2 separate regions of the Mus musculus genome follow, and region 1 is linked to region 2. A link is a loop called in an ENCODE intact Hi-C map of the cell type or tissue named here. Cell type or tissue: left cerebral cortex. All regions are shown on one strand. Each heading gives the region's core, and the rest is flanking DNA. Links, peaks and the distances in the headings are about the cores only. Region 1 has its middle 46 kb from the start of Gm34645. Region 2 has its middle 93 kb from the start of Gm34645.

Region 1 (15,130 bases), core at 4,173-9,172, 140 kb before region 2:
CTTCCTGGGCTGGTCAGTGGAGACCAAGCAAGACTGTTCCTCTGGTCAGCGAGAGTCATGTCCAGTCTGAGCAGCACAGCTGCACTTATAAAAACTGTGTGATTTTTCAGAAGGGAGGCTATAGCCATAAGTGTCACCTGGCTTTGCGCTAGCTGGTCCTTATGTCAGAGGAGAACTATGGAGCAAGACAAGGAAAGGCTTATCTTCCTGCAGTACTAACACTGTGAGGCAAGAATTGATGGCTCTGGTGTTTTAAAATGCAGGCAGCATCTTTAAAGGACATTGGCTAGGTTTTTTTAAAATGGAATTTGAGGACAACAGTACACAGGAGTCCCTAACCTAGAGCCTGGCCATTTTCTCACGGCCAGCATGTTGTATAACAGTCAATTCCCTGATGGGTGGGTCCAGTGCTGCTCCAGACCCCATCAGGGCCTGGGGTAAGAGGCCATTTGCTCTTTTGCAATCTCCCTTATTTGTCCAAAAAAAAAAAAAAAAAAAAAAAAAAAACTACACAAGAAGACCACACTGGCAGTTAAAATTGATTTTTTTTTGTTGTTGTTTGTTTGTTTGTTTTTCTGTTTTCTCATTTGTCCAACTCTTTTATGACTTGAGTGGAAAACAGATGGCATTCAGAGAAACTGAGGCAGGTGATGAGAGACTGCTATGTTGGGCTGAGGGTGGTGGAGTTTTAGGTCATAGTTTGGTCCTGTGGAAAGATATGTACTCTGTGACACAACTGGAACCCTCCTGTGCCCTTTGGATCATCCATCCATCCATGCCAGAGATCTAACAGAAGCACAATGAGAGATTTGCCAGGGATGAAGCTACACTCGCCCTCCTTCCACCCCTGTGAGCGCCCACTGGGGAGCATGTGGCAGAAGGTGCCTCACTGTGGAGCGTCCCAGAAGATGGTGGTACAGTGGTCTCTGGGATGGGGATGAAGGGGAACAATGAGCAGGGGTGTCCCTGCCAAGCCTGAGCACTAGGTCCCTCAAGAGGCATTCCAGTGCTCAATCCCTGGGCAGGTCTGGGCCTCCGGGATACCTGAGACACCGCCCAGTTGGGGAGAGTCAAGTGCAGAGCAAACACCTGCACAGGTGTTTGCAGGCCTTGTGCTACGCCCACTACCCCTGGATAATGGCGCTCTGAGTGAACCTAGGAAACTTAACTCCTGCTTGTCCCCAAGTGAATGGGCACTGGGACTCTGCTCCCAGCTCCTTGGGGACTGTTGCATTGCAGGGGAGGACATTCCCCAGCACTGGGTACCAGGCAGCTTCCCTGGGGTGGGGGTGGGTCTCATCATGTTCAGGTGCACCGGGTATAGTGTCTCAAAGGACCATGGGGAAACTGAAATATTCTCAGCAGTTTATATTTTCCCCAATAAGCTGGTCATCACTGGCTGCTCCAGGCCTTCAAAGCTTTTCAGCCATGAAGTCCCTTGAAGAATAAGACTTGTCATCTGTGTCTCTATGGACCTTGATCACTTCTCCCCCGTGTTTCAAGATTCCACAGGCCCAAGGCATACAGTTTACACCTGAAGTCAGTGCAAGCTGCAGGTCACCTCCTGCCTCCTTGTAAGCTCCAGTTCCCACCGCTCTCCCCTTCCTCTCATCCTCCTCCACTCCTCAGGACACTGGCAATTCTCTGGTACTTTTCTGCAAAGCTCTCTGTCTCTGAGCCCAGCCCTGGGAATGGGCAGCACCAGACAGTTGGTGGGTGATCGGTGGTTATTGGTAGACACTAGGCCAGAACAATCCACCAAGGCAGCTAAGCCACAAGCAGGCGAAGATGGTGGCCTCATCACGAGGGCTTGGACTCCATGCGGTAGGAAGAAAAAAGTTGTGTTTGTTTGTTTGTTTGTTTCAGAACAGTTCAAATAGTTCATTTAAGAATCAGGGGATCAAGAACAGAGCGAAGCCCATGAAATGTAGCTAGCTAATCCGCTCTGGTTCTAATCCAAACCGCAGTTCCACACTTGCCTGATCACCGAGCACCCCCAGAAAGGCATCATAGCCTCTCTGACCCCTGCAAAGTAGCAAATGTCTCAGGGAGCTGGGCTGTGCAAACCCAGCCCCCGAGAGGAAAGCAGTCTCCACTTGGCTGGAAGCTGGCAGTCAACAAACATTAGCAACTACAGGCTCCCTTGAGAAACCTGATCAAAGCAGCCAGAGGAGGGCAAAAGGTTGATGCATGCTGAAAATGCCTGTGTGCAGTGGTGATTTGATTTGAGATCTTTGCCTTGGTCTTGGGCCGAGGTTCACTGCAGCGGGTCCACTTCACACCCTGAAGTCCTGCAGACCCTTGTTCTGACTACCATCCCGAGCTCAGAGGCTGTAAGTCGGGCTTGTCCGTTTCATCCCTGTAGCACTCTTGTATCCAGAGTGCTGTCTGACCCCGGCGCATTCAAGCAATGTTGACTGGCTGGCTTGTAGCTACTTTGTATCATTGAATCTCCTATCCTGCTCCTATGAAGCCAAAGCTAGAATTGAGCTTGCCACAGAGGGCTGCTGCAAGGAGGATGGAATGAGATGACCCGAGCAAGCCTCTGGTGAACAGACCACAAGATGCTTCCGAAAGACTTCTTCAGCTCTTCCAGGCACAACATTGTCAGATACCTCACATTTGGCACGCCTGGCAGGACATACTGACACATGGGACTATGGCTTCTCTACAGAACACAGCAATCTTTATCTCCATATAAACCCTAGGAATATGCCTACTGTCTAAAACAAGATTCATATCCCAGCCCTCAGGTGTTGAGAGACAGGAAGATGGCACTGAATTATAGACAAACCTACCTCAAAAACAAAAAGAAAAATTGGGATGTCTTGTCAGTTTACCCATCTAAGGATAATAAGGCAGGCAGCAGGGTCTGAACAAATTCTTAGGCTCAGGTTTGGGGTACAGACCTGAGGCCCCAAGTGCTCACAGTGTGGTGAGGCTGTATCGTGAATTTTCCTGCCCATTCAGTCAGGAGAAGCCAGCAAATCTAGAGCTGCTCCCTCGCCGGGATTCAACAACCCTCGGAAGGCTCCCACCAGCTGCTAAACCAAGCGATGGAAAGAAAATTGAGGGTTTATGTATTTTTTAAATAAAGGGATTCTAATTCCAATAAAAAATAATGCCCTTCCATGGACAACTACCATCTCTTCTGCCGCTTCTTCCCGTTTTAATAAAAATTTTTATTGTGTACATTAGGTTAACCAGACGTAAGCGCGGCCTCGCTGTAGCTCAGAGTCACTCAAGGGGAACCACTCTCGTTCATGCCAAGACTGTGAATCAGGCTCCCTGGGAGGGAAGAGGAGCCACAGCCACCCTGAAGAGCAGCATTGGCTCATCGTGAGCAGAGGCTGGGAGGCAGGAGGGCTTGGCCTTCAAGGGACTATAGATATGTACATATGCATACATGCACATGCGCTCGTGCACACATGCACACACACGCGCGCGCGCGCGCACACACACACACACACACACACACACACACACACACACACACACACACGGGTGAGCTACGCAGCCCAGGCTATCCTTGAATGCAAGATTCTTCTGTCTGATTCTGAGCTCTAGGAGTACAGAAACGTATCACTACATCAGCTCGAATCATTTTGTCATACTTTACCTTAAATAGATGCTGATTTGAATGGTAAGGAGGCTATCTCATGCTGTGTCCCTCTCTGCCTGTTTCCTAAGTCCCAAAGCCAGGAGGAAGCCCACTAGAGGCTGAGGGTTGGTACTGTTGTTCTCTGTGCTCTGTGCATCTTTTATGGCCATATCCCCTCTGCTCAGACAGGAACAGAGCTAGATCCTGATATTGACATTGGGGGTGGGGGGCTATATTACCTCAGACAAATTAATTAACTTCTTAGTATTCTAGTTTCATTCATTTGTCAGACATGGACAACTGATACCAGCCTCGGGTATGGTTGTGAGGATCAGAGCAAATGAGCACATAGGAACCCCACCATAAGGATGGGCAAAGCCTATGTTCACTGTGTAGCACTGGATCATGGCGAATGTTCAAACACACAAGCCTATAGACACATTCGAACTGTAACAATATAGGATATTGAAGAAGGCTTTGCTATGGAAATGGTTGCCCATATCAAACCCCACAATTTCCCATCCCACATTAAGTGTTAGGTGGGGGACTGGGTAGGCTAAAAAGTATATGTTAGCTCTTGCTGTGTGACAGATATCCTAAAACCTCAGAAGTTTGAGATGTCAATCACTTCATATTTGTACCTCGTGTGTCCAGGCTGAGGCTTTTCAGATCTTCCTGGCTATGCTGACTTTGATCATGGCAGGAGTTAGTTGCTGGCTGCCGATGGGCCTAGACTGGTTTCTCTAAGGCTGCTGTGCCACAAGCCATGGACAGAAGAAGCAAAGAGAACTGGGAAAGTCCTCCTTAGCTCAGGCTGGCTCTCCCATCATGCTTGACTTGGGCTATGTGACGCCGATGGTCATAAGACCAGCCAGATTGGTGACATGCTGCAAAGTCATACCCAGCAAGCGTGGTGCTGGAGGGAAGGGGTGAAGTTAGGGAGCACCGATTCAGCCAGATCCCAAAGGGTCTGCAGGGCCAGTGAGATCAAAGGGGAAGCTTGGGAGAGCTAGTCTTCAGGGGCCACCTGTGTACACCTAGAAACGCCCTCAGTTGGGATCTCGACGGGGGGTGTCGTACAGCTTCAGGAGACATACCCACAGGCCCGTGGACTGCACAGCAGGATCTGGCGCAGAATGTGGGAATAGCCAGAGACTCATGGATGACTTCCATTCTGCTGGTTATGCAGGGAAGGATGATAATATGCTCAGAAACTCCTCCCCAGGGGCACGACTCAAACTGTCTCCTATACAGCTCTGGAGACGATCTCTTTGCCACCCCTCATCTCTGCCTCACACTGACAGAGGCCCTCCCAACCCCCAGCCCAGGGTCCCTCAAGATGGCCGGTTGCCTGGAGGCTTTGGTCATCAGCGCTCACTGAAACTGATCCACCTGGCTCAGCTGCTTCTTCCTGCAAGAGGGTATCTCCTTTTGGGGGTCACAAGAGACACCCCTAAACTCCTTGAGCTCCTGTGGCTGTCCTGGTCTTTGTCCATTCACAGTTTAATTAGGATGTCTGGTTCATGGCCACCTGCTGGTCCTCGATCCACCCCCCCCACCCCCACCCCAAGGAAAAATATGGTGGTGAATGTGGGGGATAATTGACATGTGGATATGTAGGCATTCCTCTTCCTCTGTCACTCAGATGGTCTTGAGATGTGAGGGTCAAAGCCTGGGCCCCTGCAGCCATAGCAAGCAAGGTTCAACTACCCATCCTCATGGACCCATGAAATGTAACTACATTGAAAATAAATGAAGAGGTGAGCACACACACACACACACACACACACACACACACACCCCTCAACAAGCCTATTTTTGAGGTCCTGACATGTGGTTTAGGTTAAAATAGAGGGCAAGAGGCATGCATAGCTGAGCATTTTCAGTCAAGTATGGCCCCACTCAGTCATGGTCTTGGCTGTCCCAACATGAGATTCCTGGGGAATTCCAGTTCTTAGGAGTTCATCATCTCAATAATAGCTGAAGAGTGTGACTCCCATGCTCTCATCAAATATATTAGATCTTTTTGGAATGGCTACACAGACCCTAGACTTCCTTGTGTTCCTTGAACCTACCACACTCATGTCCACCATAGAGCCTTTGTCCTGGCTACACCTTGTGTCTTGCCCTCTCCCTTTGGCTCCTTTACTTCTGCATAGCCTCCAATCAAATATCACTTCTCAGTGAAGCCTCCCCTAAGCTTGGCCCAGCTTTATTTCACACAGTGTTTGTCCCTTGCAGAAAAGATACAGTACATTTAATAACTGGTGATTAATGATGATGGGGTATTCATTCTGTTCTTTGATGCTAGGATGATAATTGCACACAAGAGCTGGAGGGTTGCCACACAGAACTATACCATGATATTTATAAGCTTGTGTGTATGTATGTACACTTGTGCACACATGTTCATGCGTGTACACATGTGTGTAAGCTCACATGTATGCATGTGTACATTGAAGACCATAGGTGAACATCAGATAATTTCCTCAATCATTCTTTGCCAGAGTTTTTGAGACAGGGTCTGTTACTGAAGCTAATGGATTCAGCTGGATTGGCTGGGCAGCAGGTCCCAGGGATCCTACTGTCTCTGTCTCCCCAACACTGGATTATAGATGCTGGGTTGGTTTGTTTTTTCAATGCTGGTGTTTGTCTGTCTGTCTGTTTGTTTGTTTGTTTTCACATGGGCTCTGGAGAATTGAACTTGGGTCCTCATACTTTCATGGTCAGCACTTACCAACTGAGCCATCTCTCCTGGCCCTTGTGAACCTTTTGAAAACTCAAAGATGCTGCCCCATCTATCTTCACAAAAATTCTCTAATTATTAGCATCTGAGCATTAGATTCCAATACAGAGAGAACTGTAGCCCCATTTTCTGGGAGGACAGCAGTGCTCAAAGAGCTGAAGAAACATACCTGGAGCCACATAGGTTAGTGGAACCCAGTCCTGCCTGGAGTCCTGCCTGGTTCCAGTGCCCTTCCCATTGCTTGCCTGCCATGAAAGAGGGTCAGGTGACTTTGTGATGGGTATCTGTCCTCCAGGGGATGGGGCAGGGCTATGTCTTAATCCAAGAAGACTCACAAAGAGAGCAATTGCCATGAACAGTAAGCAATCCTCACAGAGAGGCATGAAAAAGTGGAGAGTCAAGGTCACATGTCATTTGCATGCTAAAGGCAAGGCCAGCTTGGAAGGCTGGAACTGAAGCACAGGTTGGTACCCCTCATCAATCATAGGCTTCATCTTTGGGGCATTTCCAGCTTCACAAATCCTGACACTCGAGCATGGCTCTTCTCTAGCTTGGAGCAGATGTTAATTTGCATGCAGAGCCTCCATTTGTCGATGGTTCCCATTATCCCTATAATTGCCCCCACATACAGGGCTCGATAAAGTTATAAAGCTGTCCTTCGGGAGCTCCAAGTCAATAACAGGGTTATTGATCAGGTAGGGAAATGGTCTCCTTGGCCCTCTTACTGCCTAGAAGGAAAATCCCCCGTGGAATTGTAGATATAGGCCCCATGTCTCCCAGAACCTGCATGCTAGGGGGACTTTTTTTTAAGTGAAGACAATCTGGGGAGACCATTGAGCACCAGGGAACTAGTCCAGGTATCTGGAGGCTCCCTAAAAATATACTTTGGTAAGCAGGTGGGGCAGCACAAACCAATGATTCTAGCGCTCAAGAGGCTGAGTCAGGAGGATTGCCATTGTAAATCTGAGGCTACATCCCAAGATTGTGTCTATAAACAAACAAACAAACAAACAAATACCAAAAACATCCCTGGGTGGCCATCAAGTGGGCCCATTGTTGTCATGTGTGGTAAGGACAGCATACAGGAACTTGAGTCTCATCTCTCTCACTCTCTAGGCATGTGACCTTGAACAAGTCAATCTTTCTAAGCCTCGGTGTCTCTTTAGGTGAGATGGAGAATATGCTAATGCCTTTGCCCATCTCCCAAGGGTATTGGAAGGATTAAAGGACATCAGCATTATGTTCTTCAGGAAAGTGGTCTCTCGTAGATGACCCATGATCAGTGTTTGATCCTATGCTCCTGCATATAGGCAAGGCCAGCTTGGAAGCCTGGAACCGAAGCACGGGTTGGTACCTGACATCCATCATAGGCTTCATCTTTGGCGCATTTCCAGCTTCACAAATCCTGACACTAGATAGACAGCACTGACTGCACTCAGTAGACAGTGAAACCAAGACATGAAGTTGGGAGGGTTATGGGTGGAGTGTCTGGGAGGAGTTGGACGGACAGTAGGAGGCAGGCATGATCAAAATACATTGCATACAAGTATGAAATTCTCAAGGGATGGATAAAAACAATGGATAAGGATCCTTATTTCTGCTAAAATTAAAAAAGAAAGAAAGAAAAGATGCTTCTGATGTATGGAAGAAGTCCACAGTGTGACCTCAGCAGAAGACCATTGAAGACTTGAGTCACATCAGCATCCGTGATCCCATCAACACAGATCTCTATGTGCCCTGCGGTGTCATGGTAGAGTCTGATTCCTCAGTGACAGTGACAAATCTGGTTAGGAATGACATTGGGAGAGTCACTAGTCTGTTTTAAGTCTAGCTATTTGTTTCAGAGCCTTGACCATTCCTGACCCAGGAAGCACATGACAGAATAACAGGAAATGACCTGAATTGAGGCTGTTTTCTTGGACCCAGTACTTTTCCCCACAAAGGCCCTGTTTCTGTATTCTGAAGGGATTTCCTCATGTACCTATGGATCAGAGGTCAGAGTTCAGAGGTCCTCTTCCACCTCTGCTCAACTTCAGTGCATGTGGAGTTATTGCGAGCTCCCAGTAACCAGTATTACCATGTTGCTCCTAAGGCTAAGGTTGAAGTAACAGGGTAAGACAATCCCTAAGAAACAGTTGGTCAGAGGATGCTCAAAGCCTCTCCCTTTCAGAGTCCTCCTGAGAGATGTCTTCGAAAATAGCTATCAGCAAACACCCCCTCTTCATGAAAACAGGCCAGTATGGGCTTACAGCATGCATTCAGCCAAGCCCCACCCAGCCCCTGCCAAGTTGTCTTTGCCTCTCCACTCACCCCCCACTCTCTCATTCTCCTGGTGCAAGTTTAATAAGCCAATATCAAAACCATCTATGCCCAGAGCTTTCAAAGATTTAAGACTTTTAAATGTGAAGCACCTCATTATATCTGACTATTTTCAATAAAAAAAGAGTCTGATAAGGCTCTGATATGACACCAGTTATCAGCAGGATTTGTTTGACGTCGATTTGAAATGGGCACTGCTCGCTTTGGGGGTAATGGAATCAAACACTTGGCAACTGCACAGTGCAAGTAGATCACTTTTCAGGTGTGGACATTGAGATGGAGAGAGACTGTGTTTAGGGGTTTACCAAAATAAAGCTCCCTTGTACAGTGTGGCACACAGCGCTGGCTCCATGGACAATTGACTTCCTTCCCTATCAACCAGCTACAATGTTTACCTTCTTATTCCAACCATTTCCAAACCATTAAAACTAAGAGGATTAGCATCATGTTTCAGCTAAGGTGTACTTTTATTTCAGCAAATACTACTTTCGCTCTCGGGGGGGATTAAAGGTCTGAAAGAAATGATTTCTTTATGTAGCACACTGTGTCACACAGTTTAAAGTGTGTGTGTGTGTGTGTGTGTGTGTGTGTGTGTGTGTGTGTGTGTTTTAAATCAAAAGCATATGGGTGTGGGGGGTGTAAAAGAATATAGTGTCTGGTGAAAACAGATTTTGAAAAGTTAAGTTTCAGGACAAACAGCATAAATGGTGAGGAATTATTTAAAGTCAGAATCAAGGATTCCTGCCCCACGACTTACTACTTTCTCCTATGGATTATTTTGAGACAGGGTCTTCCTTTAGTTTGGGGACAGAGCTTGAACTCAACACATCCTCCTGCTTCAGACCTGCCATCTTTGACCAAGGGCCATGGACATGTAACATTACTCCAGCTCGACCACTCACTCTTTCTTTGCTCCTTCCTTCCTTCCTTCCTTCCTTCCTTCCTTCCTTCCTTCCTTCCTTCCCTCCTTCCTTCTTTCCCTTCCTTCCTTCCCTCTCTCCCTCCTTCTCTCCTTCCCTTCCTCCTTTCCTCCCTCCTTCCTTCCCTCCCTTCTATCCGTCTTCCTTCCTTCCTTCCTTCCTTCCTTCCTTCCTTTCTCCCTCCCACTCCCTCCTCCTCTTCCTCCCTTCCTCCTTCTCTCCCTTCCTCCCTCCTTCCTTTCTTCCATTGGTTCCTCCTCTGTTCCTCTTCCTTCAACTTAGAGAAGAGCAGGCCTCCAAGGGTCACCAACCAAACATGATGTAACAAGCTATAATAACACCAAGAACATATCATTACATCAAGTCCAGACAAGGCAACCCACTAGGAGGGAAAGCATCCTACAGGTAGGCAAAAGAGTGGGAATAATCCCTGCTCCACTGACAGGATTTGCACAAGAACACCAAGCTACTCAGACGTAAAATATATGCAGAGAACCTAGGCGACCCCTACAGGCTCTCTGATCTCTGCAAGTTCCCAGGAGTTGATTCTATAATCTGAATTCTTATGTGTCCTGGACCCTTTGGTTCCTCTGGTTCTCCCCACCCCCCACCCCCACCCCCACCCCCACCCCACCCCCCACCCCCACCCCCACCCCCCACCCCCACCCCCACCCCCACCCCACCCCACCCCAGCTCCCTCGCAGGACTCCCTGAGCTCAGCCTAATGTTTGGCTGTGGGACTCTACCTCTGCTCCCATCAGTTGCTGGATGAAGTCTCTCTGGTCTCTCTGATGACAATTCTTCTAGGCTCCAGTCATAGCACACTTTGTAGGCAGGATGATCTGTGGATGGAAGGTTTTGTGGCTGGTTTGGTGCCCCAGTCCCTCCACTTGAGGCCTTATCTGGTTACAGAAGATGCCCAGTTCAGGCCCTGTGTCCCTCATTACTAAGAGGCTTATTTTTTACATTTGTCCTCCTTCAACTCACAGTTACTGCGTGAGTAATTAGATGCGTGTGATTTATAAGATATGGTCTCACAGCCTAAACACTAAGCAATAATTCATCAAAACCACGAAACCTCAAGCTCCAAACTAGAGCTGAATTTTTGAAACTCTGAGGTAAGGTCCAGTGACAGCCTACCACAGTGCCAGGTGACTTGGTTAGTTGAGAACAACTGATTTAGGGCAAATACCTTTCTATTTGGGGGTTGAATTCCCTACACATTCATATAAACCCATAAACCCCATTATTAGCTGAAACATATAAAGCTAGGACCTTTAAAGAGATAGCTGGTGTTAACAGGGAATGCAGGTTAGTAACCCCCAGGACTGTTATCCTTATAAGGAAGAGGCACAGGCTATATACACAGAGAAAAAGCCAGGGGAGGACCCAGAGAGAAGATCTGCTGCAAGCCAAGGAGACCAGTCTCAGGAGAGACCAATCTAGCCACACATCGGCCCTGGACTTTGCAACCTGAAAGATATAAGAAGACACATGAGCATGAACCTGCCCAGTCTGGTATTTTCATAATGGGAGCTTGTATAACACTAAATTCTCCTATCACAAAAGGAGACTCGAGAAAGATGGTAACTTGTCCAAGGTTGCATATTCTATTAGGAACAGAGCCTGGGCTAGAATCAATATCGGGAATAGATTTAGGAAACAAAATTTAGGTGTGTCTTATTTCAATAAGATAGTAGAGACGTGGACACAAAAAGAAATTTTAAGAGGGACAGGGTTAGCAAGATGGCTTACTGGATAAGGGCATTTGCTGCTAAGCCTGATGATACATTCAATCCCTGGAACCCATATGGTAGAAGGATAGAACTGATTTTTGCAAGTTGCTATTTATCTACAAATACACACACACACACACACACACACACACACACACACACACACAGTGTTTGAATAAACGAGAATGGCCTCCATAGACACCTATGTTTGAATACTTGGTTCCGAGTTGGTGGAACTGCTTGGGAAGGATTAAGATGTGTGGCCTTGTTGAAGAATGTAGATCACTAGAGATGGGCTTTTTTGAGGTTTTAAAACCCAACATCATCCCAGAATGCCTTTCTCTCTCTGTCTACTTCTTGTGGATGAAGATGTTAGCTCTCGGCTGCCCCTGATGCCATGCTTTTGCTTTGCCACTGTGGACACTAAACCACTGAAACGTGAAATACCCCCTTTAAAAAAAACATGCTGCCTTGGTCATGATGCTTTCTCACAGCAATAGAAAATTAACTAAGACAAACTCTTAACAATTAGGAGTACTGGCGACCTGTGCAACAATGCCAAGGGGCCAAATGTGCGTGTAATTGGAATCTGAAGGCAGGAGACATGACAAAGGAGGTATTATAAAGTCTTAAAGTTAAGCATTCAAATATTTTAAAATTTGATTATAAAATATAAACCTGCATATAGGAATGTATCAATACACAAGAAACAAAGAAATCTAGACCCAATGGTATCAAAATCAAATTACTTAAAATCATCAATAAAGAGAAAAATCTTAAAACACAACCAGAGAAAAAGAAACACGGCACATTAGAAAAACAAACCTAGGTGATAGCAGATTTCTCACTGGAAACTGAATGCTAAGAAACCGAGGAAGCACATCTTAAGTCCTGGAAAACTAATATGCTAGAAATATCTACCCAACAAATATGTTTTCCAAAACTTAAGGCAAGATGGAATTTTGAAAACATTCAAAAATCAAAAGAAACTCTCCATTAGATCCAAAGATTCAAACTGTAGAAAATATTTGTGGTGGCTAATCTTGGTTGTCAACTTGATTGGATCTAGAATTAACTAGGATACAAACTGAGATTTGATTGGGTTATTTTAAGGGGAATGACCCACCCTAAATATGGGCAGCAGCCTCTGGTGGCAGCCCAGATAAAAGGACAGGAACAGGAACTTCTCTGTTGGCCTGCTTGCCTTCTCTCTTGCTAGAAAGTTCATCTGTTACGCAGCACTCCTTTGGCAATGTTATAACCAGTATCATTGGGATTTGAGTGTAGACTGAAGACCATTGGTTCTCCTAGAGTTTTCAAAGCATTCACCCTTGTGGATTTGGTTTAATGCTTGTATTATATTAATTGGGTTCCCAAAATTGCACAAGAATCCACATGAAAGATGTTGAGGGTCCCTGCCCTCAGTTGGCTTTGATTGGTAAATACAGTTGCTGGTGGACAATGGCTGGGCAGGGAGATAGAGGGGGACTTTAGGATTTTGGAGAGAAGGCTCAGTGGTTAAGAACACTGACTGCTTTTTCAGAGGTCCTGAGTTCAATTTCCATCAAGCACACGGTGGCTCACAACCATCTGTAATGGGCTCTGATGCCCTCTTCTGGTGTGTCTGAAGACAGCTACAGTGTACTCACATACATAAAATAAATAAATTAATTAAAAAAAAAAAGGATTCTTGAGCAAGAAGGATTTAGAACCACCGCTGTGGGGGAGGGGATGAAAAAGACCCGGCCTGAGAAGTGCAGACAAGAGAGAGAGCCAACGTGTAAGAGCCAGGATAGAGCACTTCCAGCAAGCCACACACACACACACACACACACACACACACACCCACACACACACCCACTGGGTCTAGGGCAACAACAACGGACTATAGATCTTAGTAAGTAATAACTCAAGAATATTGGAAGGGAGGTGTTAACCATGTGGAGGTTTGGGAGTGGCTTAGCCATTGAGCTGTTTAAGGCATATTAAAATAGAAGCCTCTCTCTCTCTCTCTCTCTCTCTCTCTCTCTCTCTCTCTCTCTCTCTCTCTGTGTGTGTGTGTGTGTGTGTGTGTGTGTGTGTCTTTCATTAGGGAACCCAGACTATTGGGGTGACTTTGGGGCAGGTGATGAGGAATGCATGGCGCTGCTGCTGCAGCCAGGACAATTTTGAGCAGGATTAACTGGCCTAGTGTAGCAAGCCTTCGCTTGGACCACTAAGAAAGTAGCACCCCGTGAACTGAACTACCAGAGTCTTGGCCTCTCTGATATGTTGGACTACCAAGACAATATCATGTAGGCAAGTCTAATAAACCCCCCCACATACCTTATTGACCAAGCATTTCATTTTATGCATGTGGGGTTTTCCTTTCTCCTCTTCCTCTTATTCCTCCTTCTCCTTCCCCTCTGTCTTTGTTTCTCTGTATCTCTTTGTATCCTGTGTCTGAACATGCAACACATAATAGGAATATTACATCTAAGTTAAAAATAATAACGTAGCATGGACCAAAGAAGGAAAGGTAGCAGATGAAGGAAGCAGGCATCCTAACCAACAAACTACCTACAAATGCCTTTGTTCTTGATCGAACCAAATAGATGTGTTTTCCCTTCCTACAGAATTTGTTTTTTACAATGAAGACTTGCTCTTATCGCAAAGAGAAGATGAAATCCTCCAAACTGCACATCCCTGTGAGGTAGAAATTTTATGAAGTCCTTCCAATTAGGGAAAACAAAGAAAGTTATAGATTAATGCACTTTTAAATACATTTGTAGAACCCTCAGGTAAGTAGATTGCACAAAATCAGAAAATAACTGTTCTGAGTCTCAAATGCTTTCTGGTAGTGGCATTCTTAGCTTTGGGGTTGGTGGGCCATAAAGAGGCAATTTTCAAAGAAAAGCTTATTTTGGTTCTTAATTGTGGATACTAAAAGTGCAAGATCTGGAGACTGTCTGCTAGGGATCTGATGTTGTTTTGCCTTGTAAATGAAAGAAAAAGCATGGTAAATGTGTGACATGGGACAGAACAAGAAGACAAAGCCACTGTCTTGGTCACTTTTCTATTGCCAATGAAGATACCATAGCCAAGGCAATTTATAAAAGTATGAAATTATTGGGGTTTACAGATTGAGAGGGTGACCATCATGGTAGGAAGCATGACAACATGCAGTTGGGTATGGTACTGGAGCAGTGGCAGAGAGCTTGCATCTGATCCACAAGCACAAGCCAGAGAGAGCAAGCATAATGGCATGGGCTTTTAAAGTCATGTAGCCTACTTCTTACTGACTCACTCTCTTGATCAAGCTTAGCTAGTTTTCTTAGTACCCAGCCCAGATTCACTTCCTAGGGATGGTCTATCCACAGTGGGTTGGAGTTACTCAGATCAATCATCTAGCAAGACAATATCTCACATACATGACCACAGACCAATCTGATCTAGGCAATTACTTAATTGTGGTTCTTTCTTCCTAGTTGGCTCTAGATTGTATCAACTTGACAAAAGCTAACCAGCTCAGGAACTGAGACACAATATACATTTTCACTGGAAAAAGCAGAGCGGAACCATAGCAGAAGGCAGTTGAGTCATGACGGCAGAGACTTTATTGATGGAACCAGTGTCTTTATAAGAGAAGCCCCAGCAGCAAAAGTTACTGTCAGTGAATCAAGACTCTCACTAGAACCTAGAATTCTCCAGTCCTTTGATCTTGGACTTGTGAATTTCCAGAACTGTGAGGAACACAATTCTGTTGTGTATGAGGCACTCAGGTTATGGTCCTTCGCTAGAGTAGACCAAACACAGGAAGGCAATCTTT
Region 2 (15,130 bases), core at 4,592-9,591:
AGCCAAGAGAGAGATGTGGATGTGGGAGTGATAACATCTGCAGGCACCTGTCATGGAAGTCACCCTCTGCAGGTGTACAGGTCCTATAGTGGCACTACAGGAAGGTAGTCACAGTCCAGGGCAAACATTGGTATTTTTCTGCTGCCAGTAAGATGCTACTTGGCCCTAGGGAGGAGAAGGGAGGGCTGGACTAATTAATCTCCCTACATTCACATATTGACCAAAGAGAACACTTCAAAACTAAGTATAGAAAGTGTTCAGGTGCTGGAGAGATGGCTCAGTGGTTAAGAGCACTGATTGCTCTTCTAGAGGTCTTGAGTTCAATTCCCGGAAACCACATGATGATTCACAACCATCTGTAACGGGATTCGATGCCTTCTGCTGGTGTGTCTGAAAAGAGCAGCCGTGTACTCACAGACATAAAATAAATAAAATCTTCAAAAAAAAATGTTAAAAAGGAAAATGTTCACAGACACTTGTCACATTTCAAAGCTGAGAAGTGTTCTCTCTCTCTGTCCCTCTCTCTCTCTCTCTGTCCCTCTCTCTGTCTCTCTCTGTCTCTCTCTGTTTCTCTCTGTCTCTCTCTGTCTCTCTCTGTCTCTCTCTGTCTCTCTCTGTCTCTCTCTGTCTCTGTCTCTCTCTCTCTCTCTCTCTCTCTCTCTCTCTCTCTCTCTCTCTCTTTCCTGAAGTAAGGAAGGGCGTCTCCAGTATGCAGACTTCCCAGGCTTCTACTGACAGGGACTGGGCTCATCTCTGTGGAGCTCAGCATAGGAGGGAAGGGTAGAAGAACTGGGATTGTTCCAATGAGAAGAGGAGGAGGGTGGGGGGAGAGTGGAGATGGGGGGTGTGGAGAGGGAGGGAAAGAGGGGGCTCTTCCTTGATCCTCTACCATCACTTCCTATCTTTTCCCTAAATTTCAAGTTGGATACATTTTGAGACCATAAATGAGACTTTAAAATTAGAATGTCCTACTCCAGCTCTCACAAGTTAATCCCAAAGTTAGATTCCAGAAAATTCTATGTTCAAGAACTACCATATTTATGCAATAGAGTAATAAAACATGGGAAAACATTTGCCTATTGCAACTAGGGAGCTCAAAGCCAATCTAAATTCTAAGGAACAACGGAACAACAGACCTGGGGACCCCTCAAGGTAATGAATTTGCTTCATCTTAATTTCTATCCTGGAGTTAATTTTCAAGAATTTAGTCTATATCTATATATGAATGTATACCTTAGCATTTATAGATTGGAACTGATCTTAAAAATATAAATAGGCTGACCAGCTAACTCTGTGGGTGAGGGTGCTTGCCGGCAAACTTGATGACCTGAGTTCAAGTCTTGGGTTCTATGTGGTAAAAGGAGAGAAGAGACTCTTACAAGATAGCCTCTGTGCCATAGCAAGCACATGTCTACCCCCACACATACATACCCATAGCTCACATACACATACATATCCCACACACATATATAAATACGATTAATGTATTATTGATACCACAAATACAGAGATAAAAAGACAAATAGAATAGAGTAAGGGCCAGGCAGGGTATATAATAGGTGTACAGGCGGCTCAGCAGTTAAAATTATTCATTGCTCCTACAGAAGACCCACATGTAGTTTCTAGCACCCACATCAGACTGCTCAAACTATCTGGAACTCCAGTTTCAGGGGATCTGATCCATCTTCTGGCCTCCACAGGCATCTGCACACATGTGCATAAGCCCACAGACAGACAGACAGACAGACAGACAGACAGACACATAATTAAAAATAAAATAATCTTTTTAAAAGAGAGAACAGAGCACTAAAATCATAGGATTCAGCCTTAGCACGCAAGGACGCAGATACAAGTCAGGGGTGAAACCATACCAGCCCTTGAACAGGGAATTTCTGGCCAGCAGTGGCGCAGGACTCTCATTTCAAATAGGCACCATTTAAGAAATGTCCTGCTCTGAAACATGGGAAAATGAGAAATTATAGAGCCTATCTAACAAATCAAAAATAAATGAAGTAACAACATAAAGGTACATTTACCGTTATTTATAATTTAGCATTTTTACCTTGTTTTCAATTGTCTCTCGTCCTCTTCATTTGAGGAGCCCATTACATTTTATTATGCTAAACCCTATCTTCTGTCACATAAATTACAGTTAAAGATCTTAATATTAAAGCCTCTTAGCTCAGAGATCATATTTCAAGCTTTGTTCAAACCAGACGTTAATGCTGGAATTGAACACAGAACGCTCTGTCTTCATTACCTACCATCTCAGAAGCATAATACAATTTTTGCTATATATGGCACAAAAATGCCTCTTGGTATAACACTGAATTATGGAGATATATTGATTTCTGCAGTATTTTGACAAAACAATAAAACTAAACCTGTTAGCTGCTAAACAGACACCCGGACATCAGCCCAGCCATGATAGCGGCAGTCATGAAGATAAAGGCTTCATCTAGCCCAGTTACAACAGGAACTAACTATTCAAACCCTTGTCTGTCCTGCTACTTCCTGGTGCACACGCTGATGTCAATTTTATGGTCCTTTCTTCCCAAGGAAAGTGAGGAGAAAGTGTTCTCATTGGCTTGAACTGGAATCTTAAACCTCACTTACTAGTTGGGGGACCTTGAGTTCTGGGGATTGGGTCTCTGTGAGTCAGATGTACAACATGAATCCAGTTCCTGAAACAAGCTTGCACAGACAGCATGAGGCCCACTGGGGTTGGGAGATGCAAGATCACATCGTACCCTTCTGTGGTCTCTCTCTTTCCCCATTATCCGGGGCCCATTTTGCCTGTTTTCTGTCTCCATTTGCTCATGTAGGAAGGGAGGCAATATCCAGATCTGTCCAACCCCAGACGGTTATTTGAGGACAAAGTGCAACAAGAGATATAACTGTGCTTTGCAAAGGAAAAAACGCTACACACACATGAAGGATTATTACCACAAATCAGACTTATACGCACCCTCGGAGTGCTGTGCCATTTTGAGTCAGGCATTTGGCCAGCACAGAAAAAGGACTTTTCAAAGATAAATCAGCGTGTCCTTCCCTCTGCCCCAGTATAGGTGACAATAATTGCAGCAGATCGCACACCTAACTTTCCCCCGCCCCCAAGTAATGAGGCAGCATTGCCAAGACTGAACTTCACAGGTATCAGGTGCCAGGTTCCTATAAAGAGCCAAGCCTGGGCTACTGTCACTTGGCATGGGGATCTCATTTCATCCTGTGACTACTGGGAACATGGACACCAGTATAATGTGTGTTTTGACAGTGAAGATTCTAAGAGTGAGAGGCCCATGGATTTACCCAAGCATCATGACCGCTGAGGGGTGGTAGACCAGGATGGCATGTAGCCACTTGCTCCATGCCCAACCTATAAATGCTAAGAGATAAATTCACATTATTCTACTCCGGCCTCTGAGGTGACTCCTGACCTGGAATGTCTCTGGGTGGGTGAAAAACAACTGAAAATCTCTGAGGTTTTCAGTTCTCACAACTGATGGTGACTTAGTTCAAGTCACCTGAGCCGGTTGTCAAAGTAGCTGAGCTGAACCAAGGCATGGACAGTACTCCTGATACGAGGCCACATCTGAGGTAGAGAGGAGATTTTGAAGCAAGACGATTGGGGCTTGAGTCTTGGCACCATTGTTACTAGGCAGAGTAATTGTGAGCCAGGCCCTTACCATCTCTGATCTCAGGCAAGAGACTCACCTTCTCTGACCCTCAGTTTTCTTCTTTCTGGTTTTTGTTTGTTTGTTTTGGACAGCATCTTAACGTGTAGCTCTGGCTTGTCTGGACTTCATTATGTAAACAAGGCTGGCCATAAACTCAAAGTCACCTGCCTCCCTGAGTGTTGCTATTAAAGTCATGTGCCACCACTCCTAGCCAATCTAGCTTCTTAAGTGGTAAATAATAACCACATATGGGGGAACATACTAAATCTGGAGGGCGTCACAAATATCTTGACAGCAGTAAAGGCTTTTTAAACATGGACCTACCAAAAATTAATTCAAAATCAAGCACATAAATGAATGAGGTGTTTTTGACAGCCTGCTCATGTGCATGGCATGGCTTCACTTCAGCCCTGAATGGGAACACACAACACACACATACACACACACACACACACACACACACACACACACACACTTTGTACAGCACATGGCATTACCACATGCAACACACCAGAGGATGCTGTTCAAACACCCAGGTTCAGATCTGAGACTGTTGGAGGTAACAAATTACAGCGTTTTTACCATCAATACCAAGTTTTCTTATCTTTAGTGGTTTATGCACAGAAAATAGTCTTTCACTCTCTTCCTAACAACATTCCTCCTGTGCAAGTAACACATTAATACATCTTTAAGTTGTATAGTATTGGGATGTTCGACTTTTAAAACTGCTCCTTGAGTTTCTGGCTTAAGTTTTATTAATTTTTTAATAAAAGCATTAAATTAATCTTTACTTGGGATTAGGGCAGAATTTTCAACAATTTCTGTAATGGCCCTACATACACTACCACCATTTCATATACATATTTTTGCAAAACAGTGTTCTCGGCACTGACATAAAATCCAAAGATTGATAAACTCTGAAAACCACTGAGGGTGCTCTATATCCTGAAGTAGCAAATATTCAGCCAAAATATTACGCATGTGGGTGTATATGTATCTGTCTGTCTGTGTGCCCATCTCATTAGTATGCAAGTTTGCTTTCATCTTTAACAGATAAAGTTATTGCATACCAGAAACTGTTTTAAAATAAATTTCTATATAGTTTATTATCAGTCAGTGTTTTATTTGCATGCATATTTTATATATTGTGTACCCTTGGTCACAGGAAAATTTCCAGGGCAAAGAGGGCCATGATTAAAAAGAATTTAAGAAGCATGATGCTACCAAGATGGCTCAGTGGGTAAAGGCAGTTGTCACCATCTTGATATCCTGGTTCTTCACGCTGGAAACCACAGCATGGGAGGAGAGGACAGGCTCCACAGAACTGTCCTCTAATTTCTACAGACACACTGTACCACGCACACTTGCCTCAGGTACAGAGGCGGGGGTGGGGGGCACACACTAAATATATTTTTAAAGGCTTAAGAATAAGCCCCAATTTACAACAAAAATGTCATTCTCTCACAGGTCTGGAGGCCAAACTGCCCCAAATCAAGGTGTCAGCTGGGCCGAGTGCCCTCTGAAGGCTCAAAGAAGAAATTTTTGCTGTGGCTTCTTACTCAAACTAGGAAGGTCTTACCTTAAAGTCACCATCGCAGGTTCTGAGGCTTAAGGCATAGTTACATCTTTTGGAGGCCACCTTTTTCAGGCAACGACACTGAAATGCAGACATTCTTCCTGGTGCTCTATTATTGTACTACAAGACACAGTGTGCTGGTTAGGTTTTTTTTTGTCAACTTGACAGGAGCTTGGGTTATCATCAATTTTACAATGCTTTCATCAGACTGGCCTATGGAAAAACCTGTGGGACATTTTAAAAGTAATGATTGTTGTGGGTGGGCCCAGCCCACTGTGAGTTATGCTACTCCTGGGTAAGTAGGTGGTCTTGGGTTATATAAGAAAGCAGGATGAGCCAAGCCATGGGAGAAGGCCAGTAAGCAACACTCCTCCATAACTTCTCCTTCAGTTCCTGCCTCCAGGTTCCTGCTGAAGCTCCTGCCCTGACTCCCCTTGATGGACTGTAAAGTATAAACTAAATTAAACCTTTTCCTCTCCAAGTTGCTTAGATCATGGTGTACTCGGTGGTTTGAATGAGAATGGCCCCGTAGGCTCATATATTTGAAAGTTTGTTTCCCAGTTGGAGATCTGTTTGTGAAGAATTAGGAGGTGTGGTCTCGATGGAGAGGTGGAGCCTTGCTGGGAGAGGTGTGTCACTGGGGGTGGGCTTTGCAGTTTCAAAAGCTCATACCAGGCCCAGTCTTTCCTTCTCTTCCTCCTTCCTATGGATCAGATGTGAGCTCTCAGAGACTGCTACAGAGCAAAGACTATCTGCTTCCACCATGCTCCCTACCATTAACGGCCAAGGACCAACCCTCTGAAATGTAAGCAAGCCCTAATTAAATTCTTCTGTGTAATAGTCGCCTTGGTCATAGTGTCTCCTTATAAAAGTAACCAAGACAGCATTTATCATAGCAGTAGAGAATAAACTAAAGCAACAAGCCCTGATATGGCACCCCTTACGTGCAAATAGGGAAAAAGATCTTTCAGCTCCAGAGTCCCTGGGTCCTCGCCTGCAAAGCTGAACTGGTCACAGAAGCTGTCCTGGGGTCTGTTGTGAGGACGCTGTAGGATCTTGGTTACAAAAAGCTTGCCCTTGTACTGAACACCTAGTAAGCACTCAATAAAAATGACTTCGTTTCCCCAAGCAGGACAGATTACAGGGATGTGTTCTTCCTCTGCAAAGCTGAAGGTGCCAAGATGGAGTAGCAAAAGGAAACATTTGCACATTTTCAGAAAGGCTTGAAAAAGAAAAGAAGGAGCCACCCCCACCTCCCACCCCCACCATCCATCCCCCACCCTACCCCCACCCCCACTGCTGGGTCCAGACAAAGGGACTGGCAGCTCGGGGAGAGCTTCCATTCTCACACCTGTGCTGCCCTCACCTATGGACGCACCAGGAAAGCAAATTGGGTTTACGTCGCAAATAGAAAATGATGACGCTAATTATCTTACATTGTAGCGCCCAGGATGGTTCTCAGCAGCACTTTGCCTCGCATTATCTTGTTTGATCACACTATGAAAGAAGAGACTTCCATCTCAGGTGTTCAGGGCTCTGTGCAGAGTTCCAGGCAGCTCCCCCCACACCTCCCCAGGAGTGGGGGCTGGAGACTTCCATCTCAAGTGTTCAGAGCTCTGTGAAAGAGTTCCAGGCGGCCTCCCCCCTCCCCAGGAGTGGAGGCTTGGAGCGGTTCTGTTGCTGTTTGGTTTCAGCAAAGGGAAAGATTCGCTCGAAGGCATCACTTCCTCACGTCCAAGTCTTCCCAAGCAGTAATGGAAAGATAGGCCTGCTTCTAAGCTTGGAGCTCAGGGGTCTATCCTTCAGGTGAAGCCGCCTGGAAGTCACTGTGTCCCTGTGATATCACAAGAGAGGACAGAGTTGCTAGTGTCAGCTGATGTTTTTACTTCCCACAGGACATCCTATGACCAGATGGTCAGTCTCTCAGAACCCCTCCCACCATGAACACACTGGAATTACTAACATCTATGGAGAAATAACTACAGTTCACCCAACCTAATGTACAACCATTTCCCCACCAAGGAGACAGAATGTTCTGTCAGGTTCTGTTAGCAGCAGAGAAATCGCTGCTTCAAAATAGCCAAGTTTAGGGGGTCCACAACCTCGATTTCATTTTGGTCTGAGAGTCCCCCTTTATTAGGAAAGAGACTTTCTTTATGAAAGGTTTTTCATTTTCTTACATCTTTTTTCCCATTACCGCCGAAAAGAAGGGTGGTTGAGCCGTACTGATAAAGGGATAAACATCACACAGTGCGGGTGGAAACGCTTGCCTCCCGTGTTATAGAATCCCCTTGGGTAAAATCTCACACAGAGCAGGCTCTTTTTATGTGTATGTCTGAAAAGAAAGAAGGACGAAGGCCCGTTCCCATTTAAAAGCTACAACTATTCCTGGGCATGCAGGACCAAGCCCATCAGAGGAATGTGTAGAGGAAGGCCCTCCAACTACCTAGTCCTCAACCTTTTGCTATTGGGGAGAATAAAATATTTACTAATAAATGAATCATTTTTTCCCAGGGGAGCACCCTTCTCTCAGGACAACATATTCTTTAACTACAAAGAATCTCAAATGGCAAGCTTCTTCTCCCCCTGCCCCGTCTCCCCACTCTTGCTCCCTATCTCTCCCTCTCTTATTCCCAATGATCAGATGTGAGCGCTGAGAGCAGCCAGCCTTCTGGAGACATCTCCTGCAAGGCTCTCATCCCAGCGGAGCCTGCCCACCCCGGTGCCTCACTCGTGCTAAATGATGCCGTTTTGTTTCGTTCATTTATAGGGCTACTCTTTTATTGGAGGCATGTTTATTAACTGGTAACTGTTAATTATATAAGAAGATAATTTCATGTAAATGTTGGATTTAAAAGCAGTCTATCTGGCGTGCTTGCTGTTTAACAAGAAGGCTTTGGGATTTGGGTTTTGTTGCTCCTATGTGAGTGAAGCAACTAATTGATTCAGGTGATTGAATGAAAAACGCATCGTAATTGCTTTCCCCCATCAAGCAGCTACTAGAACTATTTAATGCTGGCAGGGGGACAACAGCCTCTATGATACGCTGCCTCTCGGTGTATTGCCCTAATAAGACACCCTTTGGGCCCTTGGTTAACAAAGGGATGTTTAGATGGGGTCCTGGTGGTCCTTTATCTAAGAGCAGAAAGAGCAGCCCTGGGGATTGCATTATTCAGGATTTTTTAAAAATTCAAAAAGGAAAGAGGGGAAAAGTCCACTTTTGTCTCAATTATCTAGATAATTGCCCACCCACTCCCAGCCTCAAAGGCTTTGTGCCTGCCTAGAGACAGAGACCACTTCAGGGGAACACGGTGTTCTCTACACAGTGGTAAGACACGGGCACTCTCCAGATTGTCTTCTGGAAGGTTTCCAAGTAGGGAGAAAGAAATATTGGGAGTAGAGATGCGGATGATCTTACCTAGACCCTCTTATGCCAGCAAGGGCCACATGTCCCTGGAGGGGTGCTGGCCATTAAACAGGTTTGGCTTGGAGCCTTGTAAACAAAACCCACCTCTATGGGTTTTGTTGCAAGACTGCTTGGTGTCACAGCACTACACATTAGTCTACATGTAGGCTACATGTTGGTACCAGACTCAAGCCTTAAGGCCAGGCTTCCAAGATGGGGCCCTGACCCTCGCTGGAAATGAAATTCAGCCCCGTGGGTGCGTGCAGAGGGCTGTGTTCTGTGTCAGCTACGATGTAAAGGATGGTTTCAGTGTACACATGTCATCCTCAGAAGATTCCACCACTGCCACCCCATCGTCAGAGAGACTAAGGCCATGTCGGTGGAAGCAGCAGAGGTGACTTTTGAACCTGGACCTCCTTGATTTGGTGTACTTCCGGTTCAAATCGTGGAAACTTCAAGTGCTCAGTACAGCTTCAGCCACGTGGAAGGTGCCCTCAGGCATTGGTGGTTATGATCCCATTGTGGCTGGCTAACTGCTTCAGATAGACCTTTCATCTAAGATGTGCCTGACCAGCCATAAGTTGTCCACGCTCTGTGGAAGACTATGGGTTTCCAGGTAACCCCAGTGGTTATCCTTGTCTTGGCTATCCTTTGTGACAGGCCTTCAAGTCAACCAAATCAGACTTACTCTTAAAGCAATGGCCCTGCTCTCCTGGGGCCACTCAACTGGGACCTTTTCATTTACAGTGATCATTCTGACCCCTCTAGCAAGAAGTCCTAAAGAGATATTCAAACAGGATCGCCTCGCTGAGCTGCATACGTGCATATGCATGCATTCCGTGTTACAGTAAAAAACACTGACTTACAACGTAAGAGAGAGAAACACTAGACTTCGAATATTTGAAGTTTTCCCAATGTGAACCCAACCACACCCAAGTCAAGGAGACCCGGCCACTTCTCACCTGCAAGAAAACAAAAGCCAAAACTGGTTCTCTACTCCATCATAACCTCTTCCATTACACCAAACACCACCACCAACAGCAGGAATAAGAGGCAAAATTAACAAGAATTAACACAGATTAACCTTGAAATTTGTTCTCATCCAGCAGTGTGATTTATTTAGCATTTCTAAAGTGAGGAGGTATTTCTAATGGCTGTGGTAATAATCTTCCAGATGAACACTCATCACAGTGGAAGACATTTGGTCAACTGGGTATCATAAGAACGGCCATAAGTCACTTAGGCCCTCCTCTCCTGGGGACCATTATGATACTTATCAGAATTAGATAACATCTAATTCTAACATTCTTTTGTTAATCAAGACAAAACTCCCACGACTGTCTATGTGTCCTGGCTAATGTTTTTTCTGTCATTGCCAGAGAGATACGAGTGCTTTGTTCAGAGACACCTTGCCGACGAGACCCCTCTTTCCACACGTTGGCAAAAGTAAGATGGAGATGTGATGGAAGAACACAGGATGGGCCCGTTTCTAGATCAAACTGTGTCTATGTGACTTTGGTGGTCCTGAATGCCAGCCACTATGCAGTGACATGAACCACATCACCAGCGTACAGTATTCCTGAGCTGTGTCACTATTGTGTAACACTGGTAAGCTGCATCTCTACTCTTGGGGGTGGTAAGCTGTATCCTTGTTGGGCAGCACTGGTGAGCTGCAATGCACTACTACTGAGCACAGGGGAGAGTTTCATCGCTATTGTATGGTGTTGCTGAGCTACATCACTACTGTATAACACTGGAGAGCTGCATCACTACTGTGTAGTGCTGGTGAGTCATATCACTACTGTGGAGTGTTGGTAAAACTTAAAGGCTTTCATCAATAAGTGACTGAGGAGAACCTGTGTTTTGGCTGGCTAGATGATGGTTAGGTACTTTCCACACTGATGTTTTAGAATCTTGGAAGCAGCATGTTTGTCCCAACTGAAGACACCTTGTGAGGTTGCTCAACTAACCGGCTTATGTTTTATAGAAAGCGCTCTCAATGTGATAGGCGTGACCTCTTTGATCTGGATTGATCACAAACTTCCAGGAACTACTTTAGGAATAAAGAGAACTTGTTGGGCCATAAGGAATTCTGGGATAGACCATAATAAGATGAGGTGAAGTGTTCACACTTGGGTGGATCTGCAGTCCAGCTGTGTTGGAGTACAAGTTGAGAATGAAGGAACTTTCTCAGCTTCTCTGTGTGCATTTCTTCACCTCTATCTCTGCTTCTCCAACAGACCTCTTTCCATCCATCCAATTGACGCATGCCCACCTGACAACACTCCTCGGTTTTTACTACCTGTTCTGGATTCTCTGTCTCTCCTACTGGTAATTCTTCCCCCAGAGGGGAAGCAAGGATCTTGTAGTCCCAAGATGAGTAAGTCCATACTTACGTGATTATGGGTTGGACCCAGGAGTATCTAGACTTGTAGGTTCGGGGCTAGGATTCATCAGTGTGACTAGGGCTGAGTAAGGCTTCTGTCATATACTTGCCTGTGGGGCCAGGAGGTACAGCACCCTGAGACTTGAACCCCATTCTGACAGCATGATAAAGGATCCTAGATGGAACGATGTGCTGTTACCAGAAAGTGGGGGAGAGAAGGTCACCAGGACATACAATCAAAAGCCCCTCAGATGGCTCCAAGTAGAAAACATTCAGCCCTGAAGACTGTTCTCTAATTATTTGACTCTGTTTCAAGCCAGATAGCAAATGTCTTAAATTTGCACAAATCAGGTCAAGGAAAGGATTCTGTTGTTGAGCTATGAGTGGCATCCCTAAGTTCACTATGATGTAATGTAGATTAAATAGCCCAACCCATTGATCAGTCATTAGTCTAAGCACAGGACTCATTCTTTAGACATCTCCATTGGTGAATGTTTTTGTTGAGGGACGGGAAGATTTATGATCAAATTATCCATTCAATGACACAGCACAGGACCCTGAAAATCACCAAAGTTGTCCGTGTCACTGTGGATGATGATTCAACACTCAGTTATTGATCTTCCTGAGGTTTGGGAATTTTGTCCATGCTGCGACAGAACAGCTAGTTTAAAAGTGTGGGGGGGGGGGGGGAGTCAGGTCCATCAAACAAAAGCACTATATTCCAAGTACTAGTGTGCTGTGACCTAAGATTTTCTTTGCCTTGGCTATTTGGAATCTGGGGTCTAAGGAGCCACAACCTCTGTGAGAAAGGCAAAGACATCCTATGGGAAAGTGGAGCCTGACTTCTGTAAGTGGGAGAATATAACTTACTCACTCTGGCTTTCTCATTATTCTTGGAAGGAAATGGACTCTGGGCCTCAAGATGTCTTGGTAGTTTACTTATCCTATATAGATAAACAGCCTTCCCCAAAATGGAATCTTACACTGTGAACCAGAGACTTCAGGTGACAGGGACAACATCCAATACTACTTCTGCTACTCCTAGCCAGACTGAAGCCTTGCTGGTCACTGACAGGAGGAGCCCAGTGCCACATGCCTGCCTCTGGTACTGTTTATCCAGAAGATTCCTCAAGAAGTCAAACTGAGAAGCTACTAGAGAGATTTCTGAGGGTGACAGGAATGTGGTGTTTCTTGAAAATAGAGACTGAAAAGGAACCAAGGTTCAGAGAGGACATCGTCATCCCCTCCCCAGACAGGTCTTACCAGGCATAAAGGGTGTAGAGAGGCCAAGGATGTCCAAAGGTGTAAGTAAAAACTAGTCCAGGGAGTTTGAGGGAAGGCAAGCTCACCCTGACAACTTCATTCCAGCAAGAAGCAGTTGTTTCTATCAAGAGCAAGATGGTGGAAAGAAGAAACTGCTGTCCTTGACTTGATCCTTGGTTGCATCAAGGTCCCTCCTACCTCAGGACCCCACTTTCAGTTTTCTCTACCTGGGACAAGTCTTGCCTCTTCTCCACCACAACCTTCAAATTCCAGTTCATGTTTCACTCCATTTGGGAAGCTTTACTAGATTCCGCCACTACCCACCAAGTGACCCGTTGCCACCAAGTTCCCTAGGTCTTCCTTTGTGACATTGTGTTTAGTTGTCTCTCATCTGAGTCTGCTTTATGGAAGGGTAAACCTCTGCATTCCTATTCATTCTGTGTCCCAGGACCATCACTTGCCTCACCTATGGTGGGCACCCAATATTTCCTATGTGGATAAAACAGATGGACTGAGAAGCACACTGACCACCCTGGATTGGCCATGCTGGTGGTGTTTTGACACACTCTTCCTTTTGCTTTAGAGTATGGGTTATAGTTTTCTAGTCCTTTTATAAAGTCCTTCTGCAGTCTCCATGGCTGAATGTGCTGGGCCCAGAGCAATCTCTAGAAGAGACAAGTTGGAAGAAAATGAGAAAGCACCAAACCCCAAAGTCCTCACTTCATAGCATGTAGATGGTAGATACAATAGAGGAGAGTTAGGTGGGAGTATTACAATGGTGACACCAGGGTCTCTGACATCACAGATTTCCCAGAGGCCTGTTCATGAGCTGGATCTTCACTAAATATGTACTGCACCCTCTACAGTGTTAGGAATTCAACTGTGAAGAGGCCAGACAGAAAGTCTGTCTTGAGTGCTTATTGTGCTAGGGGAATGGCAGGCAAGAAACATGTAGGGAGGTGGGTATTTGGTACCCAGGTGCCATGGAAAGTCATTAGGACAAAGTGAAGGATGGGGAGGGCTGGTACACAGGAAGCCCTCTGCATGAAACTGACATCTAAGAAAGAGCAGAGCAGAGCACAGGCCCAAGCCTTCCAGGCAACAGAGACCCAGAGAAGTGGCTTCTGCACTTGACTTGGGAACACTTTAAGGATGAAACACACAGCAGTTAAGAGTGTTTGCTGTTCTTCCAAGGGAAAAGCTCAGTTCCTAGCACCCACATCAGACACTTCACAACCAACTGTAACTCCAGATCCAGGGAATCTGATGCCTTCCTTTTCCATCTATGGGCACGCACACTCCCATGATATACACTCACAAAGAGACACACACACATATACACATAAATAAAAATAAATCTTTTTTTAAAACAGAGTACAATGGCCAGCTGGTAACCAAAAATCTGAAAACTGAATGGCTTCAGCTTATAGCCCATCCATTAGGAGAGGTTCAAAGAGTGGGATGGCTCTGTCTGGCAAGAGTCCAGAGGACATGTGAGCCTAGAATCAATGGGCTATGGCTGCTCAGTGAGGTCTTTGACAAGTGACCAGATGAGGAAGTAGCAGGAACAACACTTGATGTTGTGGATTGTATCTTGACTATCTCTCAAAGGCTCACGTGTTACAGGTTGGGTCCCCAGACGACGGTACAATTCATAGGCCTGAAAGAAGGGCTTCCTGCCACTGGAACATGTCCTAAGAAAGGGACTGTGGGACCCACGTCTCTCTTGCTTCCAGACCAGGAGGAAAGTAATGAGGTCAATGGGTCACTCACTAAGGCTGCCACAAGCATGAGCCTGAATCACCCCCACTTCTTTGTTACAGTGACAGAAAGCTGCCTGCCACACCCAGACATCTGCTTCTGCAGTTTCCGTCTCTCACCAGGCTCAGCAGCTCCCCCAAAAGCCACGTGGCCCAGCAAGTGCTGCAGCCAACAGAGACACAAACAGCAAACATTTTCAAAACCTCTAGAACTCCAAATGGATGGCATTAGCTCCCACTAAGCCAGCCTCTCCCGCCTTCAGGAGAGCCCTGGGGAGCCGCTGAGTCACAAGCCCTCCTCTCCCTCCCTCCCTCCCTCCCTCCCTCCCACCTCTGAGTGCCCAGCCTTCCAGGTTCATGAACTTTCTAATTGGGAGCCAAGTAACAAGCCATTTCTCAGCGGAACAGAACAGTTTGTGACTTGGTCGCTGTTTTGTGTGCTAAAGCATCAGATCCTCAGAGCCATCAATAGAAAGCTTCACTCCTTCCCTCTCTCCAGACCTGTGAACACTGCGGGCAGCAAGTCTATTTAGAGATGAATCTCTCTGGCCGTGCTGATTCATCTTTCAGTTCTGTGTTTGAGATGGGGGGGGGGGGTGGTCTATGAAGCCTAGGTTGGCCTAGAGCTAAGAGAGAATGACCTTGAACTATTATTGATTCCCCTGCCTCCACCAAAAAGTGCTTGGAATCAAACCCATAACTTTTTGCATGTTAGGGTCATACTCTATCAACCCAGCTACACACCCAACTGCATTGCTGCTAATTCTGTTTGGATGCAAAAGCTGCCGTTCTCACTAAACCCAGAGTCTGCCCATGCGAGCAAGGCCCAGTCTCTATTGTAAGAGCTCTGTCCCTAGGTTTTCTGTTGGGATGTAGATGCAAGCACTTTAATTCTGCTCCGTCTGGCTGCCAACACTAGGAACATCCTCTTATCCTTATGTTCTTCTCTCTGTCATGAGGGTCACAGTCAGACTGAAAAAAATATCACAGAGATCAGTGTCTCATTCTCTAACACTCACTTATGGTCACCCTTGCCTGTGCCTTTCCATCAAGCCCTTGGAC

Evidence for each region. Hi-C counts contacts between places; a loop is a spot of excess contacts. Peaks named below come from ENCODE experiments on the same cell type or tissue, not always from the same donor. Only the 100,000 strongest peaks of a DNase experiment are listed, where the experiment ranks them.
Region 1: a loop joins it to region 2, with 2.1 times the contacts of the local background. A loop is called at or near these places in 5 of 42 quality-filtered maps.

Annotation. Positions count from the first base shown.
Region 1 is chr7:131,866,277-131,881,406 of GRCm38, reverse strand. No RefSeq gene overlaps it. Among named protein-coding and RNA genes, the nearest start is that of Gm34645, 46 kb to the right of the region's middle. In left cerebral cortex, for the core only: no CTCF peak of the experiment used is centred there; no DNase peak of the experiment used is centred there.
Region 2 is chr7:131,727,431-131,742,560 of GRCm38, reverse strand. No RefSeq gene overlaps it. Among named protein-coding and RNA genes, the nearest start is that of Gm34645, 93 kb to the left of the region's middle. In left cerebral cortex, for the core only: no CTCF peak of the experiment used is centred there; no DNase peak of the experiment used is centred there.